2 separate regions of the Homo sapiens genome follow, and region 2 is linked to region 1. A link is a loop called in an ENCODE intact Hi-C map of the cell type or tissue named here. Cell type or tissue: gastrocnemius medialis. All regions are shown on one strand.

Evidence for each region. A loop is a pair of places that touch in the nucleus more often than their neighbours do. Peaks named below come from ENCODE experiments on the same cell type or tissue, not always from the same donor. Only the 100,000 strongest peaks of a DNase experiment are listed, where the experiment ranks them.
Region 2: it touches region 1 in a loop (4-fold over the local background); 1 of 110 quality-filtered maps calls a loop at or near these places.

What each region holds. Positions count from the first base shown.
Region 1 is chr13:98,371,108-98,376,107 of GRCh38, forward strand. The region is part of intron 5 of FARP1 (FERM, ARH/RhoGEF and pleckstrin domain protein 1); the gene reads left to right. Among named protein-coding and RNA genes, the nearest start is that of FARP1-AS1, 62 kb to the right of the region's middle. In gastrocnemius medialis, no CTCF peak of the experiment used is centred here; DNase peaks (open chromatin) are centred at 238 and 1,894; H3K27ac peaks cover 1,558 bases.
Region 2 is chr13:98,878,101-98,883,100 of GRCh38, forward strand. It overlaps DOCK9 (dedicator of cytokinesis 9), which reads right to left. Exons shown (of 53, transcript NM_001366683.2): 23 at 4,942-5,000; 24 at 3,792-3,907; 25 at 3,458-3,527; 26 at 2,447-2,572; 27 at 1,798-1,869. Among named protein-coding and RNA genes, the nearest start is that of DOCK9-AS1, 49 kb to the left of the region's middle. In gastrocnemius medialis, no CTCF peak of the experiment used is centred here; a DNase peak (open chromatin) is centred at 2,081; H3K27ac peaks cover 2,065 bases.

The DNA.
Region 1 (5,000 bases):
TGGAATAAGTAGCATCGGTAGCGTGCCTTTTCCTCATGTGAATCACCAGGGCTCTTTCTTGCTCAGGAAGTTGGAGGCACAAATCCTGTATCCCCTCACCCCCGCCCCCCGTTTTTTTTTTTTTTTTCATTAAAAATTCTGTTTTGCCAATAGTTTTGCACCTTTTCAATTTTTGTGAATCGTCTCTAGAGGTTTGCAGTTGGCTACCATTCTGGCCCTTGCTCTGAAACTCCATACAGCTGGTTACCATCGAGCCGCATGTGCCTGGTACATTGCCAGCTCCTCTGTCAGTGCTGATAAATTCCTAAAGTTACACGAGCTCAGCTGGACGGAGCAGGTTTTTGTTGTTTTTGTTTTCTGGCACCCAGTGTGAACTGACATTTAAGAAGTCTTTTCCAAGGAGACAGTTCTTTTGGCTCATTGTTGAATAAAATTGATCTGAAATTCCTACTTTTTTTTTTATCATCTCTCCATCACTCCCCACTTGGTACAAGGCATAGAGAACCTCATGGGGCCGATGTGTTGGGACTCTCGCATCTCAAATTCCTGTAGAAGCAAAAATGGACTGACTATTGAGATTTCAGGTGCTGTTCTTTGGCAGATGGTGAATGAGGGGATGCTGGGAGAAGCTCCATGTCAGCTGTGCTTTGTGGGGAGGGACGCATACACAGAAGTGGGACAGACGGAGAAACTGGCCTGTGGTTCAGCAAAGCATAAGTGACTCTAGCTCTGTAGTTAATGCTTTGGGCCTCCAGGAATAGCTCTTTCAGCTTCCCATTGATATAGATAGGAGATTAAATTGCACTCTTTTGTTAAACAAGAAGCTGGATTCCTTTCTATTTATTGAACTGCAGGTGGAATGCCATCCTATTGACAGCAGCACCCAGACACCTAGAAGGAGAAGCGTATTGACTCCTGGGTGCAGCCTCAAAACAACGAGTGAGGGTCTTTGGAAAAGATGATCCCAGTTTTTCTTTTTTTTTTTTTTTTTTTTTTGGCGATGGAGTCTCGCTCTGTCGCCCAGGCTGGAGTGCAATGGCACGATCTTGGCTCACTGCAACCTCCGCCTCGTAGGTTCAAGCGATTCTTCTGCATCAGCCTCCCAAGTAGCTGAGACTACAGGCACGTGCCACCACACCCAGCTAATTTTTGTATTTTTAGTAGAGACGGGGTTTCACCATATTGGCCAGGCTGGTCTCGAACTCCTGACCTCATGATCTGCCTGTCTTGGCCTCCCAAAGTGCTGGCATTACAGGCCTGAGTCGCTGCACCCTGCCACATGATCTCAGTTTTTCTTATCGTGTGGCTTGGAATCACTTTCCTTGTGCCATGTTTAGCCACCCTTTGTTCTTCCCCTTCTCTCTGGGCATCCCGTCTTCAGTTGGATCCAGCTTCTACTTGCCTGTGTTCTTATAGGTGAGGGGACCCTATCAGAACATGCTGCTCTGCGCCCTGCACGCCCTACTGAAGTGTTCTCTTAGACTGCAGGAGAATTCTAAATTGCTTATATGTAATAAGAAAAGAGGGAAGATGGTGGTTTTCCAGATGAAATAAATTATTCATATTGAAAGCAAGGCATCAAATGGGTGTGACATGTGACTCTTGCAGTCCCTAGGAGTGAAGTCCCTCTGTCTGCTCCTGCCATAATCGTTGTCCTCTCCTCACATGAGAGGTGGACTCTCCTCACGTCCACTCTTCTGCTAAGGAAACTTGATTCCATTTTGAGCGCTTTATGTTTTCATTGTGTTTACCGGTTCAGTTTTATTTAGTGCTCACCAAGTAAAACTTAGCCTCTAGCTCGCGTGAGACTGATTGGAATTGCTTCAGTGGACAGTACTAAAGGTGTTGCAGAATCTCTAAAGTTAGCATCGCGGCCAGCATGCTCAGCTTACAGCTCATGGTAAGAAAAGTGGACAGAGTTAGTACCCAGGAAGCTACTTCTCATGTTACAAGGGCCTTGGATCAGGAAGAGTCCATGTAATCAGGGGGAGTCACGTTCTTCCTTCAGCCTTCAAAATAGCCTTGTGCTCTCCCAGTAAACGTGTGTGTTTTCAGAACCTGATGCCATCTCGCAGCCCATGTGTGATTGTCACCAAAGGTCCCCAGAGCCTGCCAGACTGCCCATGCGTTTGTCCCTGAAAACCTCTTTGTGAACACAGAAACTCATGTTTGAAATGATAAATGGTAAAATATTCAGAATGTAATTTTAAAACAGGTAAAATATTCAGAATGTCATTTTAAAACATGAAGCCCTCCTATTTAATGAAAAACCGATTAGAAATTTGTAGCTCTACAAAGTGTTGGGCTCAAAAGACAGTGACTATAATCCAGCACGATAGTTTGTATTCCCACCTCCCACATGAGGTTTAGATTGTTTTATATTCTCTGCTTTTCTTCCCTTTGACTTTCCAGAGACAGACAGACAGACACACACACACACACACACACACACACACACACACACACACACACACAGAAAGGGGGTTGCGGGGAGAGACAGAAGGGTAGAGCAAGAGAACAAGAATAAAATTAGGGAGGTCAGAGAAAGTCCCACTGGTAGGTCTGTAGTCTGTAGGGCACTTTTTGCTGGTTATACAATTGCTGCTGTGGTTTTTTAGTTCTTAATAATAAAATTTCCTAAATGACTTAAAATGGATTATTCTTTTATTTTTAAAAACTGCCAACTTTTATTGAATATTTTTGTTCTAATAGTGTTTTCCATGTATCTCATTTAATTCTTATGGAAACCTCTATAGCTAATACTATTAAAGGCCCTTTTGAAAATCAAAAATACCCTTTCATTATTATAATAGTAGTAAACATACATTGTAGAAAGTTAGAATAGACAAATGAATAAGACTAAGAAAGTAGAAACATTGCATTCCCATTGCCCGTCACATTAGTAAGATATCCTTTCTGAATTTTTCTATGCATACATATGTACTTTTCATCTCATCTAATACATTGGCCATATTCACATTTCCCTATTTATCCCCTAACTGTCCTTTGTATCTGTTTATTCTAAAATAAGGTTGGCTAGGCACAGTGGCTCACATCTGTAATCCCAGCACTTTGGGAGGCTGAAGCAGGAGGATGTCTTGAGCCTAGCAGTTTGAGACCAGCCTGGGCAACACAGGGAGACCTGTCTCTACAAAAAATTTTAAAAATTAGCTGGGCATGGTGGTGTGTACCTGTAATCACAGCTACTCTGGAGGCTGAGGCAGGAGGATTGCTTGAGCCCCCAGAGGTTGAGGCTGCAGTGAGCAGTGATTGTACCACTGCACTCCAGCCTGGAAAACAGAGCAAGACTCTGTCTCAATCAGTCAATTAATCAATCAATTAAAAAAAACAGATCCACTCTAGGACCACATATTGCATCTAGTTAGTATGTCATCTGGGCCTATGTAAGTTAGTCCCTCATTTTCTTTTCCTCATGATAGCATCTTGTTGAAGAAACTGGACCAGCTACACTACACAGTATCCTACTTTCTGAATTTGCCTGCTAGCTTTCTTGTGGTGCTGTTTAACTTGTTCCTCTATCCTTTGTATTTTTCCAAAACTGGAAGTCATAGTCTGTTCTATGCTGCTATAAAGGAATACCTGAGGCAGGGTAATTTATAAAGAAAAAAGGTTTATTTTGCTCATGATTCTGGATGGCTAAAAAGTTCAAGATTGGGCATTGACATCTGCTGAGGGCCTCAGGCTGCTTCCACTCGTGGTAGAAGGCAAAGGGGAGCTGGCATGTGCAGAGATCACATGGTGGGAGAGGAGGTGGGTGGAACAGGGAGGTGCTAGGCTTTTTGTAACAACCAGCTCTCACAGGAAGTAACAGAGTGAGAACTCACTCACCCCCAAGGGAGGTTATTAGTCTATTCATAAGGGATCTGCCTTGACAACCCAAACACCTTTCACTGGGCCCCACCTCCAGCACTCAGGATGAAATCTCAACATGAGGTTTGGAGAGGACAGGAAATTCATTCTAGGGCTTGACTGATACACTTAAACATTTGGGCTGGAGTCTGTCATAAGTGATGTTGTGTGCTTCATATTTCATTAATGATTAGAGATTGTTCATTGGATTCAGGTGGTGACATTCTGATTATTCTTTTGCCAGGTAAAGTCATATTTCCTTTGCCCTATGTGACTGTCCAGTCTCCTACATGGTTTTTTCACCCATTGATAATCCTGGCTGGAGTCAATAATTTCTTTAGAGTTTGTGGAATGAGGATTTTCTAATTCTATTATTCTTGCTATGTTATAAATTGGCACTTACAATTTTTTTGCCAAATACTTGAGGCAAAATTTTACTTTATGGGAGATAAACCTGTAAAACCTTTCTTCAACTACTTGGCTGTCCTGAAACACCCTTTCCTCTGGCCAGGCAGGTTACACACTCAATTCTTTGCCTTGGGTTACCAATTTTAAATAAGGAGATGCTTTGATCTGCCTGGAATCTACCATGTCTCCAAGGCCCTATCTCTCTATCCTTCCAACAGGTAATTGTTTTTTGTTGTTTTTATTGTTTTTGTTTTTGTTTTGAGACGGAGTTTCGCTCCTGTCACCCAGGCTGGAGTGCAGTGGTGCAATCTCGGCTCACTGCAACCTCCACCTCCCGGATTCAAGTGATTCTTCTGCCTCAGCCTCCCGAGTAGCTGGGATTACAGGGGCGCATCACCACACCCGGCTAATTTTTATATTTTTAGTAGAGACAGGGTTTTGCCATGTTGTCCAGGCTGGTCTTAAACTCCTGACTTCAGGTGATCCACCCGCCTCGGCCTCCCAAAGTGCTGGGAGCCACAGCGTGCGGCCCCAACAGGTAATTGTAAGAGGGACAGAATCTGATTGCAAAGGGTGCTACTGAGAGGACACTGTTCTCAGGCAGCAGGTAAACTAGATATCTAAAAATCTATGAGTTTGTATCATTATTTTCACATCCATTTTAACATTGTACAGGTTCGGTTTGGTTTTGTCTTGCTGCGGGGCAGGGGGTGGTATCTATG
Region 2 (5,000 bases), 510 kb after region 1:
AGAGATTAGGACACAGACGCGCACAGAAGGCTGCATCTACAAGCCAAGGAGAGAGGCCTCAGAAGAAACCAGCCATGTGCACAGCTTGACCCAGGACTTTCAGCATCTCAATTGTTATAAAATAAATTTCTATTTTTTAAGCCACCCAGTCTGTGGTACTTTATTATGGCAACCCTAGCAAATGAACACAGGCTATAATCCTATTCTGTATATAACATGAAAAAATGTATAATTTACCATCTTTACCAGTTTTAAGTGTACAGTTCAGTGGTAATAAACACATTCATATTCTTTTTCTCCCCCATCACCTCCTCCCCTTCTTTCCCAGTCTCTGGTAACCACCAATCTATCTTCATCCAATCCACTTTTTTAGCTCCCACATATCAGTAAGACAACATTTTTTTTTACAGAAAAGTAATATATCTACATGATGTGTGTGTCTGCGTGTGCATGTGCACGCACACTTAGCTGCATACTGCCAAGCAGACAATCTGCTAGATTTTTCCTTGGCAGGCTGCTCTGGCATGATTTAGATGGAGCATTTCTCTGTAGAAGGCAGGGCCCACTTCCATCTGGCATCTCCCTATGCACTAAAATCAGAAGCTCTAAACTGGATTCAAAAGAGAGAGACAGAAAAAAGAAAAGGAGAAACCACCTGGCCAGGCCCAGTGTCTGCTTTACGGGAGGAAAAGGAGGGCTTTAGGCCTGAACCATCAACCTTCTGCCAGCAAAATCTAGCAGGCTTTTCCAAGGCTTCCTCGGAGAGCCCAGATCCCTTGTGCAGGAGGCCTAGATTCTGCCCCTCCCTCCCTATCCCCTCTCCTGCCTACAAGGATTGCAGCACAAGTGTTCATTGTGAGACAGGACCCAGCACCACCCGCTCCCTGCACAAGCTCCTTCTATAATACTTCAACCAGACCCTGCCTCCAAACAACTACACTACTTCACTGTCACAAGGACAACTCCAGGACTCTGCAGGTCTCAGAGGAGCCCTGGAAACTTCAAAATGAGAAAGTGACACTGCCACTTCTGTTTACTACATTGGAACTTTATAGAAACTTATCTACCTTGAGCCTCAGAGAGCCTGAGGTGGCCAAACACACCTCAGTGGGCACCAGTCCAGAGACAAGACCAGTCATCTCAGGGCTGAGTGCAGTGGGAACCAGGGGAAGCAGGGGGGACCCACGGTCAGAAAGGAACACACATCCAGGCTTCACCACAAGGGGATGCTGGGGCAGAGAAGAAATTTGAGACTGCGCATCTGCCCCAACGAGATGGATAATCTCAGAGTCTGTTGATTGCTTTTGGAGAACATGAGATTGGTGAGATACTCCCATCTAAGAATAAATGTCTATGACGGTCAAGACACTTAATAAATCATGGGTAATGACACTTAGAATTTATGCTGAAACCACAATTTCCATTTCAACAAACGTGAAGATTTCTAAGCTAATCAAAGGAAAAGACATATTTTTCTTTAGGTTAATAACCAAGTGATTCAGGAATACAACCTTTGGGGCCAGACTGGACTCAAAACCTGGCTGCTCCACTCACTGGTAGCATGACCTTGAGCAAGTAACTCAAGCATGCTGGCCTCAGTTTCCCCATCTATAAAATAGGTAAGAACAGTACTTTCCTCAAAGCGTTGTTATGAAGCTAAAATGATTTATTACTTGTAAAGCACTTAGAACAGTCCTGTAACTGGCACAGAGAAAGCATGAAGAAACGTTCACTACAAAGCAATGAAAGAGATTTCTTTTCCCCTAAGAACACAAGCTTCCACTTGAAGTAACATACCTTAACTTTGGAGTTCTCTATCAAATGCTGAGCCATAGATTTGATCAGTACATCAAAGAAAAACCATGAGTACTAAAAGAAAAAAGAACAGGACCCAGTAAGAACACAACAAACTGGTAGGTAAGACATGAACTCTCTCAGGCTGACAATATTATTGACATAAAGCAGGTGTGACCCTAAAACACGGCTGCACCTCTTGGCACATTATGATCAGAGCCAACGGTGAATGGCAGATGTCTTCTGCTTGCACAAGTTTAGCAACAAAGAGCTGCATCCTGCCGGGAAACTGGACACCTGTGCTCAGCGTGGCACAACCAGCACGAGGCTCTGTGGGGTTACGGGTGTAGTCTTTCCCCTTCACTGCCCTCTGCTTGGTGACACTTGTCTTTAGAATCTCTAAGTCATAGACCTTCATCACTGATTTGAACATAATGACTATTAATCCTCAAGAGCCAACACTGAACACAGTGGTGTTTTGCAGCTCTTCTCTCAAGACACAATTAGAAAAGTTGGTATCAGAGAACACTACCCCTTTTTAGGGAGTGGTGTTTGTCTCTAAGAGCACTCAGAAAGGCTGTATTGATCAGGCTGTGGAGTGAATTCCTGTTAATCAGTTTCAATCAGAGCCACACTGACTCTCCTGACATACCTTCAGTAGTTTGTTGCTGGTGAGGAAATCGGCAGAAGGCTTGAGAATCGTGGTCATGGATTTGGTCAGTTCTTCATGCACTGTCTTGTATTCAGAGGCAACATATGGCTCAGCCTTATACGCGTACTTTGAAGAAAAGAGAAAGAGACTTTAATGCACTGGCTCTCCAATGTGGGCTGAAAGCTTGAGAGACTCCCAAGAATGGAGATCAGGGACTGAGCTACAATATCATTTGTGGGAGAGGAAGGTGTGGATACAAAGATGGGAAGGGTGAGTGTCATGTGATAAAAAGGAGTCCAGGATGTCTTCAAGAAAATATGTGAGTCATCTGACCCGGTCAAATCAGTGACCAGCCAGCCCGTAACTCCACCTGTGCCAGGGGCTTCAAGGAATGTGTGGCACAACAATGTATGACTGATACCCTAAAGGACCAGAACTTTACTTTTTAAATTATCACATAGTTGTAATTTACAAAGGTATTTAATAGTAAACAGAATATGTGCATCTGTTTAGAATAGTAACTGCCACTCTACTTACTGGATGTTGTATATAAATAAATAACTTGTTGATGTTTATCCTAACAACATCTCTTGCTGTCCCACAGAGTCATCTAATTTGACTGTAGCCAGAGCTAACCTTCCTATCTGGGAGGAGCAGTTTTGCTGGAAAGTTTAGATGGAAAGAAAAAAAAAAAGGAAGACAACTAACGTTAGCAGAGGCCTAGCCAAGAACAACTTAAAATTCTTCTTTAAACTTCCACATTGAGTCATATTATTTGGAAAACCCATTAAAAGAAACATAATTGAAGGAATGGAATTAAGTAAATTAGTGAATGGCTGTCCCTCTTCGTACCTCCCCTATTCAGGTACAAGCATTGGCTATGAGAAATAGAAGAGAAAGCATACGTTACAAGCACATCCTCAAATAACCAGGCTTGTGAAAAAATAAGTCCTTAGAAGGAAAACTGGAGAGCCACAGATGTAAGTGATCAGAACAGTGTGTTTTACATACCTTAACATATGACCTCAAGTGGCTCTCCAATCCTTCCTCATGGCACTGGGCAACCACATGAATAATGACCCTACACACCACAGGAGTGAATAAAGCAAAGAATATGTAAAAATGGAAACATTTCATTATTATCACAGCAGTAGTAGAACAATGATGATGCTATCAGCACTTAGGAAACAAGGAGACAAGGAATTAGATGGGGTCCTTACACATGGGATCAAAGACATTTCTTAAATGTAATGTTCAGCACACAGTAGCATCCCAGCTATGCATGACTATGCTCCAGATGTGGACAGACTAGAAGTGAGGAAGAGCATCCATCCACCTCCCTTACCGAGTCACGTTAACCGCGACTTCTTCCTGTGTGGCTCTGGTGAGGACTCGGAACAGCTGGTTTAGGATAGTGGGCAAGAAGGCGATCATCACGTGGCCTTCCATCGCATGCAGACTCTACGGACACAGAATGGCACAGTTCATGTTATCCTTCTAAAAGTAAACCAGCCTAAAGTAACTTCCACTCTTCCAAACAAGGATGGAAGAACTCCCTCTAAAACAAAGGGAAGGCTGTGGTGGGCAGAATGTCCCCAGAGGCGTCTGTGTCTTAGTCCTCAGCACATGTGAATACATCACATGGCCCAGGGGAGGTAAGGCTGCTAGTCAGGCCTTATGATAGGGATTATCCAGGTGTGCCCATGGAATCGCAAAGGGCCATAAACCAGAAGAGGGAGACAGAAGGGGAGAGGAGTCAGAGGGAGCTGGGACAGAGGAAGCAGGGTCAGAGAGATGCTGTGTGGCTGTCTTTGAGATGGAGGGAGGGGCCGCAAGCAATCACATATAAAAACTTCATTGTTTATGTGGATATGTATTCCATTTTCCTTGTTAAACCAAACAAATTTCTATTCCATTTCTCACATTTCTTGTTTTGTCCCCATGCCCTTTTAGCTATTTCCCCTTTCCAAAATGCTCCCCACAGCCACGTTCTGGATGAAGCTCTCCTAGACAAACCCTGCCTGGCTCTTGCTGCTTAGACACGCCAGGAACCCCTTGCACAAAGCTGGGACTGGTTCTGTGCATTATTTCTTTATTTGATTTGTCTGCCTAGCATGCAGTCACCAAGTTTATAGTATCTCCTACAATGAACTAGAAGTTCCCTAAGGGTGAGGACCGAAGTCTCTGCTTCTGTGCCCATCACTGTGCTCGGTACCCAGGGAGGTCCGTCTCAAGTGAGGGGTTTTCCATGCGTGAGAAACAGTATGTTTTAGAGATCCTGCCTTGAGCAAAGGATACATGGGACTAGGACACAGGCAGGAGTAGTGCCGTTCCTAGGTCCACTTCTTACCACTATCTAAACCTCATAGAAGCTACTGATGTGAGACATCCAGGTAAGAGCTTCCAAGGGGTGAGAACACCACTCACCACCAAAGAGAAAACCCAACCTACTCCAAACTCACTTAAAAGGGGATACTAAGAAAGCCATGTGATACCTTAAGGTACTTTACAAGTTCGTTTCCTAAGGCTTGGGCTCCAGATTCGGTTTTCTGAC